2 separate regions of the Mus musculus genome follow, and region 2 is linked to region 1. The links are chromatin contacts, found by Hi-C or POLR2A ChIA-PET in ENCODE. All regions are on one chromosome and are shown on one strand. The core of a region is the stretch at or near the end of the contact, and the rest is flanking DNA. Distances in the headings are between cores, read along the strand shown. Region 1 holds the start of Cdc42ep3 (CDC42 effector protein (Rho GTPase binding) 3). Region 2 has its middle 34 kb from the start of Gm10494.

The links. Hi-C counts contacts between places; a loop is a spot of excess contacts on that map. ChIA-PET counts read pairs that join two places held with the same protein, here RNA polymerase II (POLR2A).
Region 2: a map of heart shows a loop between it and region 1 (5-fold over the local background). The contact joins the enhancer-like site here to the promoter of Cdc42ep3 in region 1. A Hi-C loop is called at or near these places in 6 of 37 maps with a recorded cell type or tissue (Patski and heart). POLR2A ChIA-PET finds 5 or more read pairs at or near these places in 1 of 5 experiments (Patski).

The regions. Positions count from the first base shown.
Region 1 is chr17:79,351,554-79,357,442 of GRCm38, reverse strand. It overlaps Cdc42ep3 (CDC42 effector protein (Rho GTPase binding) 3), which reads left to right and starts at 2,352. Exons shown (of 2, transcript NM_026514.3): 1 at 2,352-2,626. Gm17315 (predicted gene, 17315) reads right to left here and starts at 2,744. Exons shown (of 2, transcript NR_165822.1): 1 at 2,439-2,744; 2 at 1-1,618.
Region 2 is chr17:79,542,037-79,547,925 of GRCm38, reverse strand. No RefSeq gene overlaps it. Among named protein-coding and RNA genes, the nearest start is that of Gm10494, 34 kb to the right of the region's middle. Within about 2 kb of position 3,596, at least 1 of the 3 ENCODE cell types and tissues checked has a DNase peak (open chromatin) inside an H3K27ac peak, as active enhancers do.

The sequences.
Region 1 (5,889 bases), core at 1,103-3,602:
ACTGATTTTTTCCCAAGGCTAACCCTCTCTGAAATACAGTCTCAGAAGTCTCAGTCGTCACGAAGCGAAGTTTTCCTTTCTGCTTAGCAGGAGAGCCTCCTGAAGTTAACAAAATCTAAACCCACGGAACCAAAAGGCTGCCATGACTAAATCAGGAAATGAACTCATTTGGAAAGAAAATTCGCAACATGAGGGCTTTTTTCCTCACTGAAGGTGTTCAGCACAAATAAAATAACACAGCCTCAGGGAAGCCAGGATGGATCAAGTCAGCACTACCAGAAACCCTTGAAGAGGTAGGTTACACATGCACTGTCTAGGGCTCAATGGTAAAGACTTGTTTAAAACCTCATATAGAAAGAAACCACCTCTACGTGAAACAGAAACAGCTCATAAGAATGAAAACAGAGTTTTGGCATAAAAGTTTTAACTTATAGCCACCTGCCACCCTATGTTTGCACAAACTGTAAAAGAAATTATTTACTTAGACACGTGGAAATGGACTGCATTTAATGGCAGCTAACAATAGAACGAATTTTAAAAATCACACACATGACATATGTGTAAGGAATGCTTTTATGCGTAAAAAAGGAATTTTCATACAGCATTTCATAAATGTATATACATGCATATTTGTACTTTTAAAAATACCATATGTAATGAAAGCTGTGCATAAATATTTATAAAAATACCTTTATCTAACTAGGCCAGTAACATTTAATATTTTTCAATAAATTCATATATAAAATATATACATTAGTGCCAAATGGAACATATATTTTGAAATATGAACCCCAAGTAAAACTCTGAGGAATTCGGAGTGGAACCCAGGTATCTGCCAAAGGCAACTTCGGAGCAGTCGGTCATTCGGAGAAGGGAAACAGTGCCGGGTCCCTTATCTTCACCGACTGTTTTGCTTGTCAAAATTCTGGTATCACTTCTGCGGTTTTGTATTTGACTTCCGACCTCATGGCCGTTTAACCTGCCAACTATTATTTTCTTTGAGGCTTTTAACACTCCACCCAAGTATTTTGCTTTCCCCAACAGTTGTGTCCGCTTCCTTTTTAAATTCATCTTAACGTCGACCGTGGTTTAGGACCTGGGCTTAAAGTGCACCCGGTCTAAGGTTTCAGAGCGATTCAGATTGGGGGCACCCTTGTGATGACCCCGATAGCGCCCAGGGAAGCCAAGGTCTCCAGGAGGGGCTCTGCTTTGTGCCAGGATTTCCAGGCAACCTGAGAGTCCCAGGGTTGGGGCCAGACCTGGAGCGTGCGACTACTCGGGGTTCTAGCTCCTTTTCCAGGTCAACCAAGCCGGCGGGGGACATCAACGCCGGAAAACACCACCTTTTCCTGTCTCCAACCTGGCGGACTAAGGGAGAAGGAAGAGAGGGCGACCAATTAAGACAATTAACATTAATTCTCTGGGTTCCTACAGAGGTCCAGGGACAGAGGGGCGGGTCGTCCTGAGGCCCTGGCTGGGTGACCGACAGGTGCAGGTGTCGCCACGGGCGGAATTTTACGGTCCGGAGCAGCAGCAGCTGCGCCACTTGCGCCGCCTCGCAGAGCGTCCCGGAGAGCCGCCACCCGCTTCCGCAGCTTTAGGTCAATCTCTGACAGACCTGGAGGGGGAGGAGACGTCACCCTCCCGACAGGAAAAACCTGCTGCGTCTGCGTTTCTCTGCGTCCCGCAGGCTCTCAGCCTCCACCCCGCGTCTCCCGCGCGTCAGATCCGCGCTCCAGGTTTTGGCGACAGCTTGCAAGGGGAGCCGGCTGCACGTTGACAGCACGCGACCCTCCTTTTCCCTCCCGAGAGCTACAGCTGCCAGGGGGTCCCCAGGGAGCTGCGGCCGCGCTGCGGCGACCCGGTCAGGTGGCCCTTCTTCCCCGCGCAGGTCCCCTTCCTCCGCTGCGAAGCCCCGCACTGCTAGGTGGGTTAGGTAGGACAGGGAAAGGCGGGGACACGAGGGTGAGCACGAGGGTCCCGGGTGCGGGCGGAGTCCCATTGTTCTCCCGCACCGTACGGACAGCAACGCTCTGGGGTCCCCTCTTTAAAGGGAGCACCCCGCCACTTTTCTTTGTGCCTGAGGGAGCCCCAGCCGGCATTGCCTCTGAGAGAAGCCACCACTGGGAAGGGGTGGAACTGGGAGGTGACAGTGGGTAGCCTTTGTCCTCCAAGAGTCCGCAGCCTCGCCTCCAGTCCTGCGGGTCTGGGGGTGGTGGGGAGGTGGGGGACAGGTACAACGGAGGGACGGTCCAGGTCGGCCCGCACCCTTCTCCCCGCCCTGCCCTGGCCTCACAGCCCCGCCCCGCCCCGCGCCGGCCCCGCCCTGCGTCCTGCGCCCCGCCCTCGGCAGGTTGAGGCCCGGCGTCCGGCAGCCGCGCGCACAGTGTCGCGGGCGCTTCCAACTGCCGCTGGGAGCACAGCAGCGGGACGCTCACCGACAACCCAGTTCCGCAGCGGCTGCCTCCCGGGAGACGCCGCGCGCAGTCCCGGAGCAGATTCTGCGGTGAACCGTTGCCGCCCCTCTGGTTCTGCGCGCACCAGCGAGGACTGTTGCGCCCTCGGGAGGCGACCCGGGCCGACGCCCGGCCCTCCGGGCAGAAGCTAGGAGCCTTAGAGACTGCTGGTGAGTGTGTGACCCAGGCTGTCTCTCCACCTGTAAGACTGTCCGACCCTCAACCTAAGCCCCCTTCCAGCTAGTGCAGATGGTGGCCTTGGAAGACTTAGAGGGTGCGAGGATAATCTACCGCACCGCCTGGTTGAGCTGATGTTTAGAGGATCAAAGGGGACATCATGCTTGACGTCCGGGAGGGGGGATCAGGACGCGGAGCTCTGCCACCTACTTCTTTAGGGTGGGGCTGCAGTCAGCACGGCCCCCTCCAGGCCATTGACAGCCATTCTGGGCGCGTGTTGCGTTTTTCCAGCAGAACAAACCGCACTTGGCTACCGCGGCCCTCTAGTTGTGTGTTTGCACCGATGCGGCGCGGCGCGAGAGTGCACCGCGCAGCTTGGCAGTTTCCGAACTGACAGAGGCAGCACATTGTAGCTGAGGCTCCAACCTGCAGATCTGGCAGTTGGGGGAAAAAAATTTTTTTTTTCTTTCTCGACTGCGGTTTCTGAACAACTGAAGCGTTTACAAGATCTTTACTCCCTCTTCCTCCTCCTTCCCCTCTCCTTCTCCTCCTGCCTCTCCTCCTCCTCTTCCTCCTGCTATTGCTCTTCTTCCTCTTCTTTTCTCTTCCTTCTCACTAAGTATCTTGACACAGCCATGCGAGGACGAATGGATCCGGCCAGTCAGTTTTTTTCTTTATGAATTATTATACTCCACCCCGCTCTCGCCTTTGGGAGGGAAGGCATGTGTTTCATCTTATAAATAGAAAGTAGCATATTTTTTGGCAGGACCTGCTTTATACTGCACCGTCTAGGAGAGGTCAGTTTAAAAATAAATATGCACTTGAATGTTACATTACCGAGCCGGCTGTGGCTGGGACAAGCTGCGAGTACAGCGGCATCAAAGCTGGGCGCACATCTGTGTTGAAAGGAGTTAAAGCCCCAGAGTGCAGCCCCGGCTGACAGTCAAGTAATTACATTTTGTTTAAAAAAAAAAAAGTGAGTGAATTAAAAGGAGGGTGGGAAGAGGAATGTCAGGCAGGGACTGGAGCCTGAATCTTTGCAGCCTTGGTGCGTTTGCGGGGAGTGGGCTGCTGATTGTGTGCAGTGTGTAGTGGGGGCTCTGGGGAGGGAACTGATGGATGTGTTGGGGAGACAAAGATTCCTTCTGCTGCTTCCTCACCCTGGCAGCTTGTAGCCCTCCCAGTATCCTCGAGTTCTGGGAGGGGGTGGAGGAGGGGTGCCGCCTTGAAAATATTAGGAGGGTAGCAGATGTCCCTGCTTTAATAGTAGACCCAGACTTGGGAACTCCCCCTTAACATCACAGGGAGAAATAAGCCTCCCCAGGAAGCAGCCAGGATGCCCCAGGGGCACCCCTAAGTCCATTAAAAGACTCCTGTAATGGTCTGACTTATAAAAGATCTTTCAACTAACAACTGAGCTAGGGAGTACAACTTCTGGACAGTTGTAGATACCTCCACCACTGTGATTTGATGGACAGTTTAGATGTCAGTATACACAAACACCTTTTTCAGAATGAAGGACTCGGCCATAAGGCCGTTATGAAATGTCTAGCGATGTAACGTGTGAGATAAAGGATTAAGATCTATATTCAAGGAATGGTTGACAGTCCATCTGGAAGTGCCTAGGTTTTCCAGGAGGCCTCACCCATGGTTGGAAGACGGGGCTACCAGTCTCGGGGCTCACAGCCCCTGGGCTCTCAGATGATGTTTAGAGGAGAACTTTGGAAGCCTTCTGGGTCTGTGGCAGTTTCTGTTTTCCAGCCGTCTCATCTGCTAGAGATTTGCATTCTGAATTCCATGATTGGAACATGGTGCCGAGGCTGTGGCAGCCCCCTGAAGACATGAAGTAAGATGAGCTCCTTCCCACCCCCCTAATCTGCACCCTGAAAGTCTGCCTCCTATCTTCAGGGCACCTAGAAAGGTGTCGAGAGTAAAGTACCTGGTGTACATTTGCTTTCTTGGTTTTTATTGTGAATTTAAATGGGGTCCAAGATGCATAGAAAGCTGTGACCATGATTGCAGAACGGCTCCCTGGAGCCAGGCGGCCCTATCTGCGCTCCAGTCTTCCCTTTAATGTGGTGTTTTGTTTTATGTCTGACATGTTCACAAAAGCTGCCCTTTTCCACTTATAAACTTCCTGCTATTCAACAGCATTGGGGATAAAATCTCTTTAACCTATATCACCCTAAGGTTTTTAACCAAGCCATAAAACTTTCACAAGTCCTTTGCCCATTTAGACATAGCATTTATCCAATGGGTGGCAATACAGTTCCCAACCTAAAAGCCCTTAGAAAAATTGTGCCAATTTATTACTAGTACTACTACTACTTATTATTATTATTATTATTATTATTATTACCACCATTGTTTCAGTCTGATTTCATAAAGGCTGTCTTTCTAACTAGAATCCCACTGATTTTTTTCATTAAGAACCGAAAAATTGTATTTTTAAATACACTATGCTTCCCAGAGAACAAGTAGCAGATTCAACCAGGCCAATTAAAAAAAATCTCTTAAAAGTGCAGGTCAGAGAATTCTAACGAACATCAAAAGTAATTCTAGCACAAAGCCTGTCCTCAGTGCTAAGCTAAGTACTCTTCTCAGTGCCTTCATTAACCTCTCCATTTCTAAACAATCCTCGGTGCTAAGCTAAGTACTCTTCCAGTGCTTTCGTTAACCTCTCCATTTCTAAACAATCCTCGGTGCTAAGCTAAGTACTCTTCTCAGTGCTTTCGTTAACCTCTCCATTACTAAACAATCCTCAGTGCTAGGCTAAGTACTCTTCTCAGTGCCTTCGTTAACCTCTTCATTACTAAACAATCATTCTATGAAAGGTGTGCTAGTGCCTACATTTTACAGGTGTAATAACAGAAGACAGACCAGTGATGTAGGTTGCCCAAAGTTATACATTAAAGAACATACCTAACTGTGGGTGTGTCCTAGTGCCCAAATCTATATGGGAGTCTGTGCCTTTTTGGATTAAAGGATTGGGAAAGCCTGACATTATTAGCTTGGGGTAAGAGCACCCAGGTGCATTGCCTGGCTCTATCGTGTAGCACGTGTGTGATGCTAGACAAGTGATTTGACTTGTGTGATTGTCTCATTTAATATCCATAGCCAGTCTTTGAGATAGATGGTATGGTACTTCTTTTCCAGACAAGAACTTAGACTCTCGAGTTCTGTACCTTGGTCAGGTTTATACAGCTAAGTAAGTAGCAGGGCACAGTTTGAACTCAGGTATGTCTGACCTAGTTCT
Region 2 (5,889 bases), core at 2,347-4,846, 190 kb before region 1:
TGCTCCCTTAGGAAGGCTGGCTAATGCTATTAATATATACTGGGTCCACCAGCAGGCCCCACTTCAGGGAACGGGGTGAACCAAAGCTTTTGGTGACACTGGAAAGCCACCAGAGAGTGAACTGGAGGTGCTCATTGTGTAAGCAGGGCTAGAGGCCATCTCTTAGAGAGTTCATGGCAGGACACTGAGGGCTTACTGTCAGGATTTGCTCTGTGGTCACTTCCAAATTAGGAAGCCCAGCTAGCCTGGGACCCAAGGAATGCAGCAGGAGAAGAGGGAATGTCCTCCAGAGAGGCTGGGCTGCTCTCATCCCATAGCCTAGAAAGGAAGGGCCGTCGCTAACCTCCTCTATCTCTCTGCCCAGGATTCTGGTGGCCCCTCTTTCAATGAGTCATAACCAAGTTCCATTTATATTCTAGATGTTAGTCCGACAATGAATATATGTCTCTTTATTTAAACCACCCGGAGAAGATATCTACAGCTTCACAACTTTTTATTCTGTTCATAGTCTGTAAAAGAGAATTTTGTTCTAGGCTTATTACTAATTCCTATGAGTAAATCACAATGTTTTTAGATCTCATTAAGCATCAGGGAGCCAGGCTTACGCAATGCTGGCCACTGATTAATAAATTAAATTACTAATGCTCATGAATAAATCATAACCTGTTTAGGATTCACTGAACATCATGAAGCCAGGCTTATGATATGCTGGCTGCTAATTGATATTTATGCTTGAAGTTAGAAAGAGTCTAGAAAGCTCCATTTTAAATAACAAATCCTAGACTTTAGAGGAGAGTCTATCTACTATTATCCTGCTAAGTGGAATTAAACTGACTCCTAATGACTGTTTGTTTTTGTCATTAGCGATTAACACAGAGGCCCACAACAGGTCTAGGTACACAAAAATAAAAGATTGTAGAACACTGAGCTCTCAACAGGGCATCTGCATAAAACATACACACATACTGCCAAGATTCAGGGATCATCACAGCAGAGGGGGCTGAAGGATCAAGAGAGGCAGAGGCAGTGGGTGACTACATGGAAACAGTATTTTCTGGGCACAATAGGGCAGTTGCACAGACCAACTCACAGTGGTTGTGATAGTTTGGGCAAGCCCTATGTGAACCCAAGAGAGACAAAACCCTAGCATAGAGGAAGGAGTTTGGCTGAAGTCCTACCCTTAGCTGGGGGAGCTATTGGCAAGTGATAGCTGTTTGGAGAAGGACAGTCAGTTTTCTTTAAGGTTGTGGTCCTTCATAAGTTCAGTGGATGGCCACATACTCATGGCAACATGCATAAGTGGACTTAATATAACACAAAGTTGAGTGGCTGTGGGAGTGGATCTGAGAGGAGCTGGGTGAGGTGATCAAGTACGATCAAAGTGGCCCTGTTGGAGTAGGTGTGTCACTGTGGGTGTGGGCTTTAAGACCCTCATCCTAGCTTCCTGGAAGCCAGTAGTCTGCTAGCAGTCTTCAGATGAAGATGTAGAACTCTCAGCTCCTCCTTTACCATTCCTGCCTGGATGCGGCCATGCTCCCACTTTGATGATAATGGACTGAACCTCTGAACCTGTAAGCCAGGCCCAATTAAATGTCCTAATAAGAGTAACCTTGGTTATGGTGTCTGTTCACAGCAGTAAAACCCTAACTAAGACAGTGCCTATGTATTTTACGTTTACACAGAAACTCAAAGACAAAGCAGCTTTGGTCTTTTGGCTTGAAGTACATGGTACCTAGTAGACTGGCAAAGAGGGAGGAAGGTGGGAGGCAGTAAGGCAGTCCATGATGGAGTCTGCCCAAATGAGGAAAGACTCATTTTATTAGAGCATACACACCCACAGAAGATGTCTCAGAACTGGCAGTGAACTATCCTTCTGGTTCACTTTGTGCCTTTGGCAACACCCTTGTCTTGGCCTCCAAGTAATGTGAAGGAGTTTGTACAGGGCAGAGGCGCTGTGTCTTTAAATTACTAAGACACAGGGAATAGAAGCAAGGAATGTCACATATCTGAGGAACCTGGGCACATATCCCTGGACCCCTGACCTGGCAAGACTGCTTTCCTCTCTATGTTTTCTTCCTTGATTGGCCTGCTGCACACTCACCCACCAGGTCCCTATCCCTATGCAAAATAGTCCCTCGGACTAGGACGAGTGGTGACAGGCGGAGCTTGTCTGAACAAATGTCCAAATGACTTAGGAGATTTCGTTAACTAATTTTGCTAATTAACTTCTTTCAACTAACTAACTAAATAAATAAATTTCCTGGTCATTTGGTCAGTTCCAGGACCAGTGGAAGAAAACTTGGCATAGTGCTTATGGTGGAGTGAATTGGGTGCAGGGGTATTCGCTGGGATCCCCAGGGGAATACTATCCCCTGTGATGAGAGCTCCAGTATCAGGGCTCTGAGAGCCATGAGACAGGCACCCGGATGTAAGTAGCCTGGGATGGGGAAGCTGGGCACGCAGAATGAGTAGCAGTTGTTCAGGTAAACTTGACGCTGCTAGAAGACAAAGGGGATATTGAGAGGGTGTCCATCACAAAGTGAACAGCAGACTCAGGGTAACTTCTTGCAGGCAGGAGGAAGTCTGCTGGATCCCAATACAGGAAGAGGTTGGATAAGCCTCGCACACTGAATGTGAGGGAGCAGGCGTGGAGATTGATGTATAAAAGAGACTGAGGCAGGGTGCATTTGAGAACCTGGGAGACGATTTCAGGATTAAGTGATTGGATTTGCATGTGAAAACCTGTTCCTTTTGGCTTCAGGATGAAGACTGGGTTGGATGAGCATGGAAAGGGAGGTTGGTAGACTGGATAGCAGTGACTTGTAGCAATGCAGCTAGAGAACAAGGTGAGAGGAGGTAGGCTGTGAGCACTGGCCCATGACACTTATCCTGACTCTGTCCTGTGTATGTTCAGGTGGCCTCCTAGGTGTTCCGATGCCAGACCATTGCTCACCCTGTCAGAGCTCTGGTCAAATGGTCTCTGATCACCTTATAGGCCCACACATGACTGAGATCTTAAAACAGGGGTGGAGAAGAGAGAAAGGAAGACATAGTGGCCAAGAGAAGCAGACCTGTTGTCTCAAAGGCTGCTTTCTTCTTCTGTTCTCTGGAGGCTGCTAGAAGTTGGCAGATATATTATGGGTCAAGACCTACTGAGGCTGTTCCCCTTTTGTTTTTAATTTCTAGAATGTCTTAATACATGTCATTTTATCTCAGGAAATGTGTCTGCAATTTTGCAGATACACCATGCCCAGGGTGGCTCTGGCTATGTGAGAGGCTACCCGCTCACCCTGAAGTCCGGGTCACTGCCGGATCCCCTGCTAAACCCAGGCACTCCCTTGCTATGGCACAGTGACTAAGTCATGGAACTTGGTGGTGTTTTATCCAGCAGACCTGTTTTCTTGATCTGGACTCTGAAAGAGGAAGCCTTGTTGCTTCTCCTGGATACAAACCTACAGCTTCCTCCTCTGTGTGTCTGACTTCAGATAGGCTGCCTGCCACCCCACCCTGACATCTGGCTGAGCAGTAGGAATGGTGTGTGTTGGACAGAGCAATTCAGAGCTGAAAGGCCTTGGCAGAGAGGTGGGAGGCAGCTTTTCTGGCCCGAATTCCACCTACCGGCTTTGAGCCAACATTTCTTTTCCTTCCTTTTGCAAACAGCCTGTTCCCCCACAAGACCTGGACAGGGGAGAACTAATTTACATAATGGAGACTCAGGTAACAGAGATGGGACATGAGCCTTGGGCCACAAACGATGTGTTGAGTTCAGGAGCCCCACTACTTTGTGTGAGGTTTTGATAGGAGACTCGGCAGCATCTTCATCGGCTCCTGACCGTGAGCAGCCAACTCGGGAACTTCAACAATAAGCATTACTCCTGCCAAGAAAAGCTGGCTGACATCCTGGAAGGCAACACCCAGCTGCTCCCATCTTTGGCAAGAGACACAGGGCAGGCAGGAGCTCTGAAACACACAAAGACCCAACAGGCTGATGAGTACCCAGGGTTCATTAAATTTCTAGGCAGAGTTAACTTATCCTGTGTTCACATCTTGCAGGTTGAATTAAGTAGGGAGATATAGTCTCTGTGATATAGGCCTGAACAATGTACACTGGAAGAAGGCCGAGAAAGGGAACATTAATGACATAGGCTTGAATGCTACAGGTCGCATAGAGTCATTGAGTTTGTGCATGGGAAAAAAAATGAAGTCTATAGCAAAACAGAACCAGGTTGCTTCTTTTGAGTAAATGGTTAGTAGGTTCCAGTGCCAATATTCACATCTTGTTTACTATCTGACCACTTGGTCAAGGAGTAGACATGTATAGGGTACTGCTTCGTGTCCTGTTAAGGACAGATGTTGGTGATCTCCCCTTTAGGAGATCACTTATGGATAGCTTACAAACTTACTTATGGATGCTTACAATGCTTTGCTTCTGTGCACAGCCCCCACGTGACTAATCTTGAGAGCGAGGCTAACCTTACTACATTGTTGAGTTAGCCCATGCACAAGAAACAAGGGCTTTTGTATAAACTAAATTACACCATTGGGCTTTTAAAAATATATCATAAATCAACAGAAAGATTCTTCTGAAACATTTTCTGTAGGCAGCTGAGGAAGCGAGCCACAGTTCACTTGTCGCTCTCTCTACCACCATGTTCCCTGACACAGAATATCTAGGTTTGAGGTCTGGCTCATCTTGCTTCCAGTTCTGGGATGTTATTCCCGTTGCATGCCTTGACTTCACTAATGGTACAAGGGCATAAGAATGACACAACCTCAAAAGCGTAAAAATTAAGTTGGATACAATAAAGGTAAAGTATCAAGTATCTAATGACATTGTATCACACTAACACTAAGGTACCATCCTAATAGGATGATACTATGAGGGATCTGGCTTAAGCATCATGCAAAGCTATAGAACACTTAGGTTGCACACTTAGTGCCCTCTCAAACAATAAATACCTGAGAGTATATAAGCCAAAAGAAAAACACAGCAAACTACCTTAGACGTTAAGTGTGTTTTGGCAGGTGACAAACTTTCCATTTAGGTGTGCTAGAGCCCTGGATTGCCATTGCAGAAGGAGGTAACGTAACTCAGGCTGTTTTGGGTTGCAGGGACAGGAGGAAAGCAGAAGAAACCAGAGAAGTCGGGTCAATGACTTCAGCAGTGACGGCAGTCAGTGAGGAGCCACATGGGCTCTGTAGCTAGAAGAGCTCTTCGGAGCACAAAAAAACGTACATGCCTTAACTCCTTTGTATTAATGTATTGTTTACTTTTAAAATTGCTTCAAATAGTGTTTTTGATAATTTTATACCTTTATATAAGTTTGATCATCATTTATTCATCACACTCCTCCTTTATGCCCTTTCCCTGAAACTCCATCAGGAAATCTTTTACTTCCAAGAAAGTCCCTTTCTTATATCGATATCTTAAAACATTAATAATAAGCCCTGAGTTTGATTGTGATTGCTTGCAAGTGTGGGGGTCACTTCCTGAATCTTGGGATCTTGTCTGTGGTTGCATCTTGAAGAAAAACAAATCCCCATCCTTCAGCAGCCATCAAGTGGCAATCACTCCTCATAGTCCCCTAGCTATCCAGTGCTGCAGTGTTGACTGGTTTAGTCTTGGGAGGACCTTCTGCTGGCAACCATAGCTCCATGTCGTATCTATGAGTGCGTGGTCCACGTCATGCTCAGAAGTCAGCACTTCACAGGATTTCTCATCCTGCTTTAATTCTTACAACCTCTTAGCTCTCCTGAATTTTGTGATGTTCCCCGAGTCTGCAAGGAGACTGATAGAGATATCCAGGTTTAAGGCTGAGGATTCAATAGTTATTTATTCTTAGCACTTTGAGTGGTTATGAGTCTCTTCGTTGACTGCTGTTGACTACA